Linked DNA regions of Homo sapiens: region 2 is linked to region 1. Evidence: read pairs that join two places in POLR2A ChIA-PET (ENCODE). Cell type or tissue: OCI-LY7. All regions are shown on one strand. Each heading gives the region's core, and the rest is flanking DNA. Links, peaks and the distances in the headings are about the cores only.

The links. Peaks named below come from ENCODE experiments on the same cell type or tissue, not always from the same donor. Only the 100,000 strongest peaks of a DNase experiment are listed, where the experiment ranks them.
Region 2: POLR2A ChIA-PET joins it to region 1 with 5 read pairs; 3 of 35 experiments call an interaction of 5 or more read pairs at or near these places.

What each region holds. Positions count from the first base shown.
Region 1 is chr4:39,013,517-39,020,177 of GRCh38, forward strand. The region is part of intron 1 of TMEM156 (transmembrane protein 156); the gene reads right to left. Among named protein-coding and RNA genes, the nearest start is that of TMEM156, 16 kb to the right of the region's middle. In OCI-LY7, for the core only: no CTCF peak of the experiment used is centred there; no DNase peak of the experiment used is centred there.
Region 2 is chr4:39,164,122-39,170,782 of GRCh38, forward strand. No RefSeq gene overlaps it. Among named protein-coding and RNA genes, the nearest start is that of WDR19, 15 kb to the right of the region's middle. RefSeq lists an enhancer at 2,589-3,788. In OCI-LY7, for the core only: no CTCF peak of the experiment used is centred there; DNase peaks (open chromatin) are centred at 2,270, 2,740, 3,280 and 3,700; H3K4me3 peaks cover 3,527 bases; H3K27ac peaks cover 4,459 bases.

The sequences.
Region 1 (6,661 bases), core at 689-5,688:
CAGCCTCCCGAGTAGCTGGGACTACAGGCACACCTCACCACGCCCAGCTAATTTTTTGTATTTTAATAGAGACGGGGGTTTCACCATGTTGGCCAGGATGGTCTCAATCTCCTGACCTCATGATCCACCCGCCTCGGCCTCCCAAAGTGCCGGGATTACAGTCATGAGCCATCGCGCCCGGCCAATTGTTATAATTATTTACAGACAAAAGTGTGTATTTAAAAAAGCTAAAACAGTCAACTGAAAAATGGTAAAAATTAAGAGGATATATCTGTAATGTAGATATACCTATACATTTCACTATGTAAGATCATTCATCCAAAGGTTTAAATACTGTCAAATACTTATATTTTATAATTGTAGTGTAATGTAAATATATAGGCCATGGTCTGCAACTTAGTTTCTATAAGGGGTCATTTAGTAAATGTTTTAGCCTTTGTGGGTCATATGGTCTCTGTTGCAACTACACAATTCTCACCTTATAGGATGAAAACAGCCACAGAAAATGCATATAAAAATGAGTATGGCTGCATTCCAATAAAACTTTATTTATGGATACTAAACTTCAAGTTTAATATAATTTTTATGTCATAAAATATTCTTTATTTCCCAACCATTTTAAACAAAAGAGGCTGTAAAAGACCATAGTTTACTGACCCCTGAATAAGCTATAAGTGATATTATCACGAGTCAATCTGCCATGTATTACGACATCAAAAACAGCACTGTCAAAGTCCATATCATGTCATGAAGAATTTCATAAACTTAATGGAAGAAAGATGATTGACTAACAGATATATAGGCAGGAAGATAATTTTGAATGTAAAGGTTAGGAAGGGCAGGTAGAAGACATTGAGGGGTTTAATGAACCAATGAAATCATCTTCTCCAGTTTCTGTAGATAGAATCACAATAAATTCTGATGTTGCTTTTGTCACATCCCTATGCAAAAATCAGCAAGAGCCAGGTGTGGTAGTTCACACCTGTAATCCCAGCACTTTGGGAGGCGGAGGTGGGCAGATCACTTGAGGTCAGGAGTTTGAGGCCAGCCTGGCCAACATGGTGAAACCCTGTCTCTAATAAAAATACAAAAATTAGCTGGGCATGGTGGTGTGTACCTGTAATCCAGCTACTCGGGAGGCTGAGGCAGGAGACTCTCTTGAACCCAGGAGGCTGAGGTTGCAGTGAGCGGAGATTGTACCATTGCACTACAGCCTGGGCAGCAAAGTGAGACTCCATCTCAAAAAAAAAAAAAAAAAATCAGCAAGAATTTCCCAGTAAATAAAATTTTCATCTTTTTTTAAAAAAGAAATAAATAAATGTCTCCTCTTTTTTATGCTTTGAAAAAAATTACATAAAATTACATTTATCTGTTTGGTCTGTTTCTTGAAAGTTTGGCAGGAATTGCCTGGAAAATCATCTGAAACTAGTGTGAAAATCATCTGAAACAGAGAAGATTAAAAACCATGGACTGAGTTTCTTTAATTGTTGTAAAACTCTTGAGCTTTCCATTGCTTCCTAAGTAAGTTTCCTAGATATGTGTCTTTGTGTTTCAAATTTATTGACATAAATTATTCACAATATCCTCTTATTACATCTTTAATTTTGCTATGTCTGTAGTTATATCCCTTTTTAATTTCTAACATTAGTTACTTGTACCTTCTCTCATTTTTTTTATTATTCAGTTTTGGCAGGCAGAATAAGTGTCCCTATCTTAATTCCTGGAACCTGTAAATATATTACATAACATGGCAAAGTGGAATTAAGGCAGAAGATGGAATTCAGGTTGTTAATCAGCTGATCTTAAAATGAAGAAATTATCCTGGATTATCTGGGTGGATCCAGTGTAATCATGAATGTGGAATTGGGTAGCAGAAGAGTCAATGTCAGAGTGATACAATATGAGAAAGACTCAGCAGGCCATTGCTGGCTTTGAAGATGGAAGGAGGCCACAAGCCAAGGAATTCAGACAGCTTCCAGAAGCTGGAAACAGCCAGAAAATGGATTCTAGTCTAGAGCCTCCAAAAGGAACACAGTCTTACTGATACCTTGATTTTAGCCCGGGGATACCTCTGTTGAATGTCTAACCTATACTGTGAGACAATACATTTGTGTCATTTTAAGCCACTAAGTTTATGATCATTTGTTACAGCAGCCCTAAGAAATTAACTGATACGGTTTGGCTGTGTCCCCACCCAAATCTCATCTTGAATTGTAGCTCTCATAACTCCCTCATGTTGTGGGAGGGACCCAGTGGGAGATAATTGAATCACGGGGGCTGTTTCTCCCATACTGTTCTCATGAACAGTCTCATGAGATCTGATGGTTTTATAAGGGGAAACCCCCTTTTGCTTGGCACTCATTCCCTCTTTGCCTGCCACCAAGTACAAAGTCCTTCCGCCTTCCACCATGATTATGAGGCCTCCCCAGCCACGTGGAACTGTGAGTCCATTAAACCTCTTTTTTGTTTATAAATGATGTATGTCTTTGTCAGCAGCATGAAAATGGACTAATACATTAACATATGAATCTTTCCAGTGGTTTATCCATACAAATAGTCCTTTAAAATAACCAGCTTGGCTGGGTGTGGTGGCTCACGCCTGTAATCCAGCACTTTGGGAGGCCAAGGCAGGCAGATCACGAGGTCAGGAGATTAAGATCAGCCTAGCCAACATGGTGAAACCCCATCTCTACTAAAATACAAAAAATTAGCCGGGCATAGTGGTGTGAGTCTGTAGTCCCAGCTACTCAGGAGGATGAGGCAGGAGAATTGCTTGAACCCGGGAGGCAGAGGTTGCAGTGAGCTGAGATCACATCACTGTACTCCAGGCTGGGCAACACAGCAAGACTCTGCCTAAAAAAAAAAAAAAGAAGAAGAAAGAAAGAACCAACTTGTGATTTTATTGATCCTTTCTGTATCTATTCTTTTAAGTTCATTGACTTTTGCTCCTGTGTTTATTATTTCCTGCCATTACTTTCTGGGTTTATCTTATTGTTCTTTTTCTGATGTTTTAGGTATAAGCATTTAAAGTTATATGTTTTGGTAATATTGCATAAGTTTAAACAGATAGTATTTTTTAATCATTCAGTTACAGTATTTTCTATTCTCCATTATAGTTTCTTCTCAACTATAGGTTATTTAGAAGTGAATTTTCTAAATTTCCAAATATATTACCTATTTTTAGCTTTCTTTTTGTTACTAGAATCTAATTTAATTTCATTTAGTCAGAGAAGTATATTAAAGATTGTTTGAAATGTATTGAGGCTTGTTTTTATAGTCTGGTATTGTATTAGTCTATTCTCACGCTGCTAATAAAGACATACCCGAGACTGGGTAAATTATAAAGGAAAAAGGTGTAATGGACTTAAGTTCCACATGGCTGGGGAGGCCTCACAATCATGGCAGAAGATGAAGGAAGAGCAAAGAGATGTCTTACATGGTGGCAGGCAAGCGAACTTGTGCAGGGGAACTCCCATTTATAAAACCATCAGATCTCATGATATTTATTCACTATCACAAGACACAGTATGGGGGAAACCACCCTATGATTCAATTACCTCCACCTGGTCCCACCCTTGACAAGTGGGAATTATTACAATTGAAGGTGAGATTTGGGTGGGGACACTGCCAAACCATATCAAGTATGTATTTCTTCTTTTTTTTTTTTTTTTTTTTTGAGACAGAGTCTCGCTCTGTCTCCCAGGCTGGAGTTCAGTGGCACCATATCAGCTCACTTCAAGCTCCGCCTCCCAGGTTCACACCATTCTCCTGCCTCAGCCTCCCGAGTAGCTGGGACTACAGGTGCCCGCCACCACGCCTGGCTAATTTTTTTTGTATTTTTTTTAGTAGAGACGGGGTTTCATCGTGTTGGCCAGGATGGTCTTGATTTCCTGACCCCGTGATCCACCTGTCTCAGCCTCCCAAAGTGCTGGGATTACAGGTGTGAGCCACCGCACCCAGCCCAAGTATGTATTTTTATTCCCTGAAAAGAATATGTGTTCCAGATGTTGAGTTCAATATTCTAAATACATCCATTAGATAAAACTAGCTATTTGAATTGTTTGAATTGTCTATATTCCTATTCTTCACATGGTTGTATTTTATGACTGGGAAGTATGTTTAAAATCTCCCACTAAATAATGGATTTATAATTGTCTTTTTAAAGCTATCTTTGTTGGGGCATATAAATTTAGAATTGATGCATATTCTTGTGAATTGAAACTTCTATCCATATATCCTGACCTTCTTTATTGCTAGTAATGATGTTAATCTTAAAATCTTACATTAATACCATGGCATGTGCTTTCTTCAGTTACTATTTGTTCCGTATATTTTTCTCATCTTTTCACTTTTATCTTAATGCTTTAGATAGGTCTGTTTTAAATGGCATATTTCCGGAAATTGCTTTTTTAATCTAGTCTGATAATTTTTTGTCTTTTTACCTGGATAGATTTGCCCATTTACATTTACTGGGATCATTGGTATATTTAGATTTAATTATATCATATTATTAATGCTTCCTATTTGTACCATGCTTTCTATTGTTTCTTGCCTTTCTGGCTGTTAAATTGATTCAGTGATTTTTTTTTCTCATTCCATTATTTTTCCCTTTAGTTATGTGAGGTTAGATACTATATTTCTATTATTTTAGTAGTTACCATAGTAATTTTTAACATGCATTCTTAAAGCCTAAAGTCAATCAACAGTTAACCTCTCTCAAACAATACAAGGGTCTTAGGATACTTTAACTCGGATCATCTCCTTCCTGACTTAAAGGTTACTTTTATACAGCATTTTGGTTCTATCTTGTTTTTTCACTGACATACAAATTAGTTGAGTTTTTAAATTTTATGCATCTAATATTTTCAGGATTTGTTTAGATTTACTCACATGTTTATAATTGTTGTTGAGGTTTTTTTCCCTGCCATTTCTTCTTGCATCTCTGCCCTTCCTTCTGGGATTACATTCCTTCTCCTAAAGCTAATTATTTAGAAGTTCTTTCACTGAGGGTCTGATGATTGTAAACTCTCTGTGTTGTTTACCTGAAAATATACATCTCACCAATTCTAGGTCAACAAAAATTTTGCCTCAGCACTTTGCAGGCATTTTTCACTGCCTTCTGATTTTCATTGTTGTTTTCAAGAGATGAGCTATCAGACTATTGTTCCTTTAAACTTTTTAAAGACAATCTGCATTTATCCCTGGTTATTTAAAGATCTCTTGGCCGGGCACGATGGCTCACACCTGTAATCCCAGCACTTTGGGAGGCCAAGGTGGGCAGATCACCTTAGGTCAAGAGTTCGAGACCAGCCTGGCCAACATGGTGAAACCCCGTCTCTACTAAAAATACAAAAATTAGCTGGGTGTGGTGGTGGGCTCCTATAATCCCAGCTACTCAGGAGGCTGAGGCAGAAGAATCACTTGAATTTGGGAGGCAAATGTTGCAGTGAGCCAAGATCACGCCACTGCACTCCAGCCTGGGCGACAGAGCGAGACTCCATCTTAAAAAAACAAAACAAAAAAAAAAAAAAAACCTCTTCAGTTTTCATGCTCTGCAGAATTTCTCATCACTTATTTTGCTTGGGATTTGTGGGTTTCCTGAATTTGAGGATTTACGTCTTTCAATGATTCTGTAAATTTCTTAGCCATTGTCTCTTCAAATATTGCCTTTACCCTATTCTATTTCTTCTATCCTTTGCAGCTTTGATTAGAAATAGCTCCCTTTGCTTTCCATGTCTCTTAACTTCTGTGCTATGTTCTAGGTAATTTCTTTAGATCTCTATTCCAGTTCACTAATTCATTATTTAGTTGCATCTAATCTGTTCATTTCATTCCTTGCATTTCTAATTTATTATATTTTTCACAATTAGAACTTCCAGTTGGTTCTTTTTCAAATCTGCCTGGTAACTTTTAATAGTCTTTGTTCCTTGCTCATATTGTTTTTTAGAATCACAAAATGTGGCAGAGCATTGGATCTCCCCACATATTTGTTTTATATTATTTTTAGGCTGGGGGAATAAACGACTCTGTTTGTCCTCCCTATTAACTTTGTGTGTACGAATTGTTGCTATTTTTGCTATTTTCCCAATCACAGTACCTTACATTTTGCTTTAAACTTCATATATTTTCAGGTGCCTTTCCCCAAGTTTTATTAAGGTATACTTAACTAACAAAAATTATATATATATTTATGGTATACAATGTGATGTTTTGAGATATATATATTGTTAGGTGATTAAATCAAACCTAATAACATATCCATCACTCACATACCATTTTCGTTTGTGTGTGGCGAGAACATTTACTCTCTTAGCAATTTTCAAGTATATAATCCATTATTATTAGCTATAGTCAATATGCCATACAATAGATCTCCAGAACTTATTCATCTGTCTAAATGAAATTTTGTATCCTTTGACCAACAACTCTCCATTCCCCTCACCCCACCCTGTCGTCCACGGTAAACATCATTCTATTCTATTCTCTGCCACTGTGAGTTCAACTCTTTACGACTCCATATATAGTGAGATCATGTGGCATTTTTCTTTCTGTGCCTGGTTTATTTCACTTAGCATAGTATCCCCCAGATTCATTCATACTGTTGCAAAAGACAGAATTTTCTTCTTTGTTAAGGTGGAATAGTATTATCTTGTGTATATGT
Region 2 (6,661 bases), core at 630-5,629, 150 kb after region 1:
CACAATTCCTACGTGTCGTGGGAGGGACCCAGTGCCAGTGAAAGGTAATTGAATCATGGGGGCGGGTCTTTCTGGTGCTGTTTTCATGATAGTGAATAAGTCTCACGCGATCTGATGGTTTTATAAAGAGGGGTTCCCCTGCACAAGCTCTCTCTCTGCCTGCCGCCATCCACTGAAGATGCGACTTGCTCCTCCTTGCCTTCTGCCATGATTGTGGGGCCTCCCCAGCCCTGTGGGACTGTAAGTCCATTAAACCTCTTCTTCTTCCCAGTCTCGGGTATGTCTATATCAGCAGCATGAAAACGGATTGATACACTAAATAAATATAAGGTGTCCTGGCCATAGGACCCCCTCCTGAGTATAATAAAAATATATGTGGTATTTTAACACAATTAGGAGGTAGCAAGCTCTCTACCCCGGGTGAAGGTCTGGAGAGGAGTTTGGGCTGAGTTTAGTATAAAAGAAGATCTGCATCTTATACCATATGTAAAAACTAATTCTATATTAAAGACTTAAGTGTAAAAAAATTAAAATCATTCAATAAAGTCTCCTATAAACAGATAAAAACTTCAAAGCCAAGACTAGAAACCAAGTAGCTATTTTTAAAATAGACATGTTTAACTACACAAGAATATGAAAAAGAGCTCTTACAAATTGACAATAAAAAAAGAAAAACAACTCCATAAAGTTAGATAGCAGAAGAACAAATTGAAATAGCCAACAAACATATGAAAAGTGTTCAAATTCATTAGCTCTCAGGGAAATGCAAGTTAAAGTAAGAATGAAACTTTATTCCTATCAGACTAGCAAAAATTAAGAGAACCTATGAAAATTGTTGATCGTTTCTGGTGAGAAAGTGAAGGAAAAGTACTTTCATAAGTTGCTAGTGGGAGCATTAAGCATTATAATCTTTTTGAAAATCACTCTGATAAATCTATTAAAATTAAAAATACATATACTCCTCAGCCCAACAATTCTACTCATGGGAATTTATTCCAAAGAAATAAAAGTATGATTATGTTAAAAATATCTATAAGGACCTCAATGTTCTAGTAGCAAAACCCTGAGCATAAAGTGGATGCCACAGGGGAAAGATGAAATGGGATTTGGAGGAATATCCAGAAGATATTATTGAATGAGAAAGGTAAGATACAGAAAAAAAAAAATGTGTATACATTACCATTTGTTCAACAGTGCCACAAAAACACCATTACATATATGGATACACACACACAAACACATATACATGTGTGTGCCACATTTATGGTTTATGACCATAGAGGAAAAGTATGGCAGAATTCATATTAAGTTGCTAACATGTATTGTCTTCTTGTGGGGAGGGGGAAAGGGTTTATGAGGAGGAAGAAGGGAAGGGAAGAAATGGTGAAAAAAAGGAAGGAAACAGCCACACTAAAAATTATTACACTCTTTTTAGTGGATCTTACTGCTACCCCTATTTTCCCTTCTGCTGACCAAGGTGGTCCACCACATTCCTAAGAAACACGAAACACATTACACTAAAAATGAGTGCTGCAAAAGCACTAAGCAACTGGAAAAAATTATACAGGTTAAAGAATAGGTAATTCTTATATGAAAAGAGCAAAATTATATCCATTCTTTCATTTTTTAGCTAGCTAATACAAGGAGTTTCTTTTATCAATAAGTATCTTGATGGCCAATTCCTAGCTAATAAATGCCATCAATTCATATTAAAATATAAACTGAGTGTTTATTCTGTGCAAGGCACTACTCAAGGCACTGTAGAAAACACAAAACAACAAAGGTCCCCCACTTTCCTTTCTGTTTTAACATGTGGAAGACTGGAAGACTTCCATCCTCACATCTTCTAGTCTGCTCAAAGCACTGTAGAAAATCCTAAATGCAAAAAGTAGCATCCTCTTCTTCACAAGAATGGGAAATGTCATTCAGTGTAGAGCTCCCATTAGTTACGACTAGTTCTAAAAGTATTCAGCATTTTTCATATTGTAGCACTGCCTGTATTCTTCCAGTCAGGCTAAACTGTCCTCAGCTCCTTAGGTGTCTCTCCGTGAAAAGATTTTCCTGTGTGCTCCTTGAAGGAAGCTACCACATGAAACTTAACCACCCAGCTTCCACTGGCTAAGGGTCTTTTCTCATTCAAAAATCTCCTATACTCTATCCGAGCTTCAGTGAATTCAGTCTCACTTCCTCATGCTATTCAGTTCTATTACAAGCCTTCCATCAAACATTTAAGAAGAGGAAAAAATAAAGACAAAAACCAACCCCCTAACCCCCAAATCAAACCAAGTGAAACACATTTTACTTCTTTTTATTTCCCTCTGGGGAAAAACATTATTCACCCTCGTGGCTTTAACTGCCAATGACTATATGCCAATGACAACATGTCTAGCTGTGACCCCTCGTAAGGCCCACTTCCAAGTTAGACATTAGACATCTCCAACTTGATATCCCATGAGTCCCTCATGATTTAATATACTCCAAACCAAACTGATACTCCCCAAATCTCATCTATCTGTATATCTTAGCTACTTATTCGGCTGCAGAAGCCAGAACCCTGAGTCCTGCTTGATTTATAATTTTGTTTTGTTTTATTGCTTATTATCTGTACAACGATGTAGCTTCTCGAAGACTGATTGAGTCTTTGATCTCTGTAACTGGCATGATGCAGTATCTGGCAGATAAAAGTTGAACAGGTCAGGCATGGTGGCTCACACCTGCAATCTCAGCACAAGGGCAACAAAGCGAGAACTCCACCTCCATAAATAAATACCTAAGTCAGCCAGATGCAGTGGCATGTGCCTGTAGTCCTAGTTACTCAGGAGGCGAAGGCAGGAGGATTGCTCGAACCCAGGAGTTTGAGAGCAGCCTGGACAACATAGCGAGGCCTTGTCTCCGCTAAAAATCAAATAAATTAGCCAGGCATGGTGGTGCATACTTGTTGTCCCAGCTACTCAGGAGGCTGAAGCTGGAGGACTGCTCGAGCCCAGGAGATCAGGGCTGCAGGGAGCTATGATTGTACCAGTGCACACCAGCCTGGGCAACAGAGCAGAGGCCCTGTCTCAAAAACAAAAAAAAGTGCACTATGAAAAATGTGTATATGGATTTTAAGATTATTTTGCACCAAAATAAACTTGTACCAGCTTGTTACAACATGTCTGAACAAGATCTAGTTTGAGGTAGTAAAAAGAATAAGACATCAGTTTTAAAAAGATCCCTATCAGAGCAACATGCTACTGAAATTGAAACGAAACAAACATCGACTTTATGGTGGGGCATGGGTGGGAGAATGGTGAAATCACTGATGCTTTACGGGAAGTTTATGGGGACAATGCCCCAAGGAAATCAGCAGTTTACAAATGGATCAGTCCTTTTAGAAAGGAACAAGACAAGCTGAAGATGAAACTCACGGCGGCAGACCACCCACATCAATTTTTTAGAAAAAAATGATAAAAATGTTTGCAGTGGTTCACACCTATAATCCCAGCACTTTGGGAGTCCAAAGTGGGTAGATCACAAGGTCAGGAGATCGAGATCAGCATGGACAACATGGTGAAACCCCATCTCTACTAAAAATACAAAAATTATCCAGGCATGGTGGCGTATGCTTATAGTTCCAGCTACTCAGGAGGCTGAGGCATGAGAATTGCCTGAACCCAGGAAGCAGAGCTTGCAGTGAGCCAAGATTGTGCTGCTGCTGCTGCACTTCAGTTTGGGCAACAGAGTGAGACTCTGTCTCAAAAAAAAAAAAAAAAAGGATGTGGCTGAAGATCCTGAAGTATTGCTTTGAAGAATTGTAATGGGAAATGAAATACGGCTTTACCAGTACAATCCAAAAGGCAAAGCACAATCAAAGCAATGGCTACTAAGAGATGGAAGTAGTCCAGTCAAAGCAAAAGCAGACCAGTTAAGCGCAAAGGTCATGGCAAAAATTTTCAGGGATGCCCAAGGCATTTTGCTTGTTGACTGTCTGAAGGGCCAAAGAACAATTAGATCTGCTTATTATGAGTGTTTTAAGAAAGTTAGCCAAGGCTTTAGTTTAAAAAAAAATGCCTGGAAAAGCTTCAGCAGAGTCCTCTACCATGACAATGTTCATGCTCATTCCTCTCATCAAACGGAAAATTTTGCAAAAGTTTCAATGGGAAATCACTAGGTTTTTGCCTTACAGTCCTGATTTTGCCCCTTCTGACTTCCTTTTGTTTTCAAATCCTAAAAAATCTTGAAAAGGCACCTATTTTTCTTCAGTTAATTATGTAAAAAAGACTGCATTGACTTGGTTAAATTTCCAGGATTCTCAGTTCTTTAGGGGTGGACTAAGTGGCTATCATTGCTTACAAAACTGTCTTGAGCATGATGGAGTTATTTTGAGAAATATGTTTACATTTTTAATTTTTATCTTTTAATTTCATCTTTCAAAAACTGTTTGAAGTCCCCTTGTATAGTACACTGGATTCTTGACATTAGTGATCTCAGAGACTTTTTTTTTTTTTCTGAGACAGAGTCTTGCTCTGTCACCCAGGTTGGAGCGCAGTGGCGTGATCTCACCTCACTGCATCCTCCACCTCCCAGATTCAAGCAATTCTCCTGCCTCAGCCTCCCAAGTAGCTGGGATTACAGGTGCATGCCACCACGCCCAACTAATTTTTGTATTTTTAGTAGAGACAGGGTTTCACCATGTTGAACCACTCATATTCATGAGTATGTCAACCTTTGTACAGGCTTCTGGCTTTCTACTGTCAGTTTGGCTCTGTAACATATTTTTTTCCTCTTGAGAATTATTTACCACAAAGAAACAAATTTAATCACTTATTAATACAAATGATAACATGTAGAATAAAACAAATTCCAAAAAGTTGCAAATGCCAGATAGAAAACTAAGCTCACTCACAAGATAAGTGATCTGATGGCACTACACATCAGCCTCAAAGCTTGTAATTCAAATGCTCCATGACTTTCAGAGCCATTTGCAAGCAGCTGAAACTGCAAATGCTAGATCTGTAATTGTTAATGGAGTCTGTTTTTACATGTTAAAAGAAAACAAATGTACTATGCACAATAATGTCATTGATTTTTAAAAATTCTTTGTTGAAAGAAAACCAATATTTTATACTGTTTATGTTTAAATATAATACTTCTCAGGTCTTTCTACATAGTAATTTTATGATTTGTTTTTAATGAAGCTTTCAAAGAAAAACTTTGGTCTCAAACTTTAAAATGGGTGAATTGCATAGTTTTGAATCTTCGCAGCTTGAGAAAAATTACTGGTAATTATGTTTAAAATTTGAACTGGTTGCATTGTGCTTTGCTTCTGATTTCTGTTGGCACTTGTGATAGTTTTTAAATGACCATAAAATCTTTGTGATTATTTGCACTGAGCAGTGGAATATTTTTCCCCTCCTCTTATCTCTGGGTTGAATCTGTGAATCGGTTAACCAAAAGAATGTGGCAGAAGTGGGCATCATGCCAGTTGACAGCTTCCAATTTTACCTCTTCGAGCTCACTCTTGGGATGCTCTCTCTCAGAATCCAGCTACCATGTTCTGAGAAGCCCAAGCCACGTGGAGAGGCCACATATAAAGTAGCCACCATGTAAGTAAGCTTTGGCTAATAGCTCCAGGTGGGCTCCCAGCCAATAGCCAGCAGCCAGTAGCAAACATCAAATGTCAGCCATCTGAGTGAGCCATCTTGGACATTCCAAACTAATCAAGCCCACAAATGACAGGAGCCTATGCCAACATCACATAGAGGAGAAAAACCATTGTGGAGAGCCCAGTCAACCATAGAATTGTGAAATAATAAAGTGGTTATTACTTTAGACCATTAAATTTTGCTGTTGTGCAACAACAGATTGATTGATTGATTGATTGATTGATTGATTGATTTTGAGACAGAGACTCACACTGTCGCCCGGGCTAGAGAGCAGTGATGCAATCTCAGCTCACTGCAACCTCTGCCTCCCGGGTTCAAGTGATTCTCCTGCCTCAGCCTCCCAAGTAGCGAGAATTACAGGTGCCCGCCACCATGCCCAGCTAATTTTTTGTATTTTTAGTAAAGACGGGGTTTCACTGCGTTGGCCAGGCTGGTCTCAAGCTCCTGACCTTGTGATCTGCCCACCTCGGCCTCCCAAGTGCTGGGATTACAGTTGTGAGCCACCACGCCCGGTCAGATTTTTTTAAAATGCTATTGCATGCTTTCATATCAGTTGGCCCTATCGAACACTACCATTGGGGGATGAAAGTTTATTGTTCGTATGGTCCACAAATAAAGGCTTAAAACTTGCTTCTTAAATGTGCTATTTTAATTCTTCTGATAGTACACACACCATCTCAGACTGTACTGTTACCGACTTCTTTCACAATAACTGATGTGGATATGATATTTGCATGACCTTGTGAAATGAAACCACATTCTTTCATACTTAAAAAAACTTTCTTGTTATGTAAGCACTCAGTTTCCCCATTCTAGAACCTCTCTGATTGTACGTAATTCTCATACCCTCTCTGATCGTACGCGCTTCACACACCCTCTCTGATCGTACGCGCTTCTCACACCCTCTCTGATCGTACACGCTTCTCACACCCTCTGATCGTACGCGCTTCTCACACCCTCTCTGATCGTACACGCTTCTCACACCCTCTGATCGAACGCGCTTCTCACACCCTCTC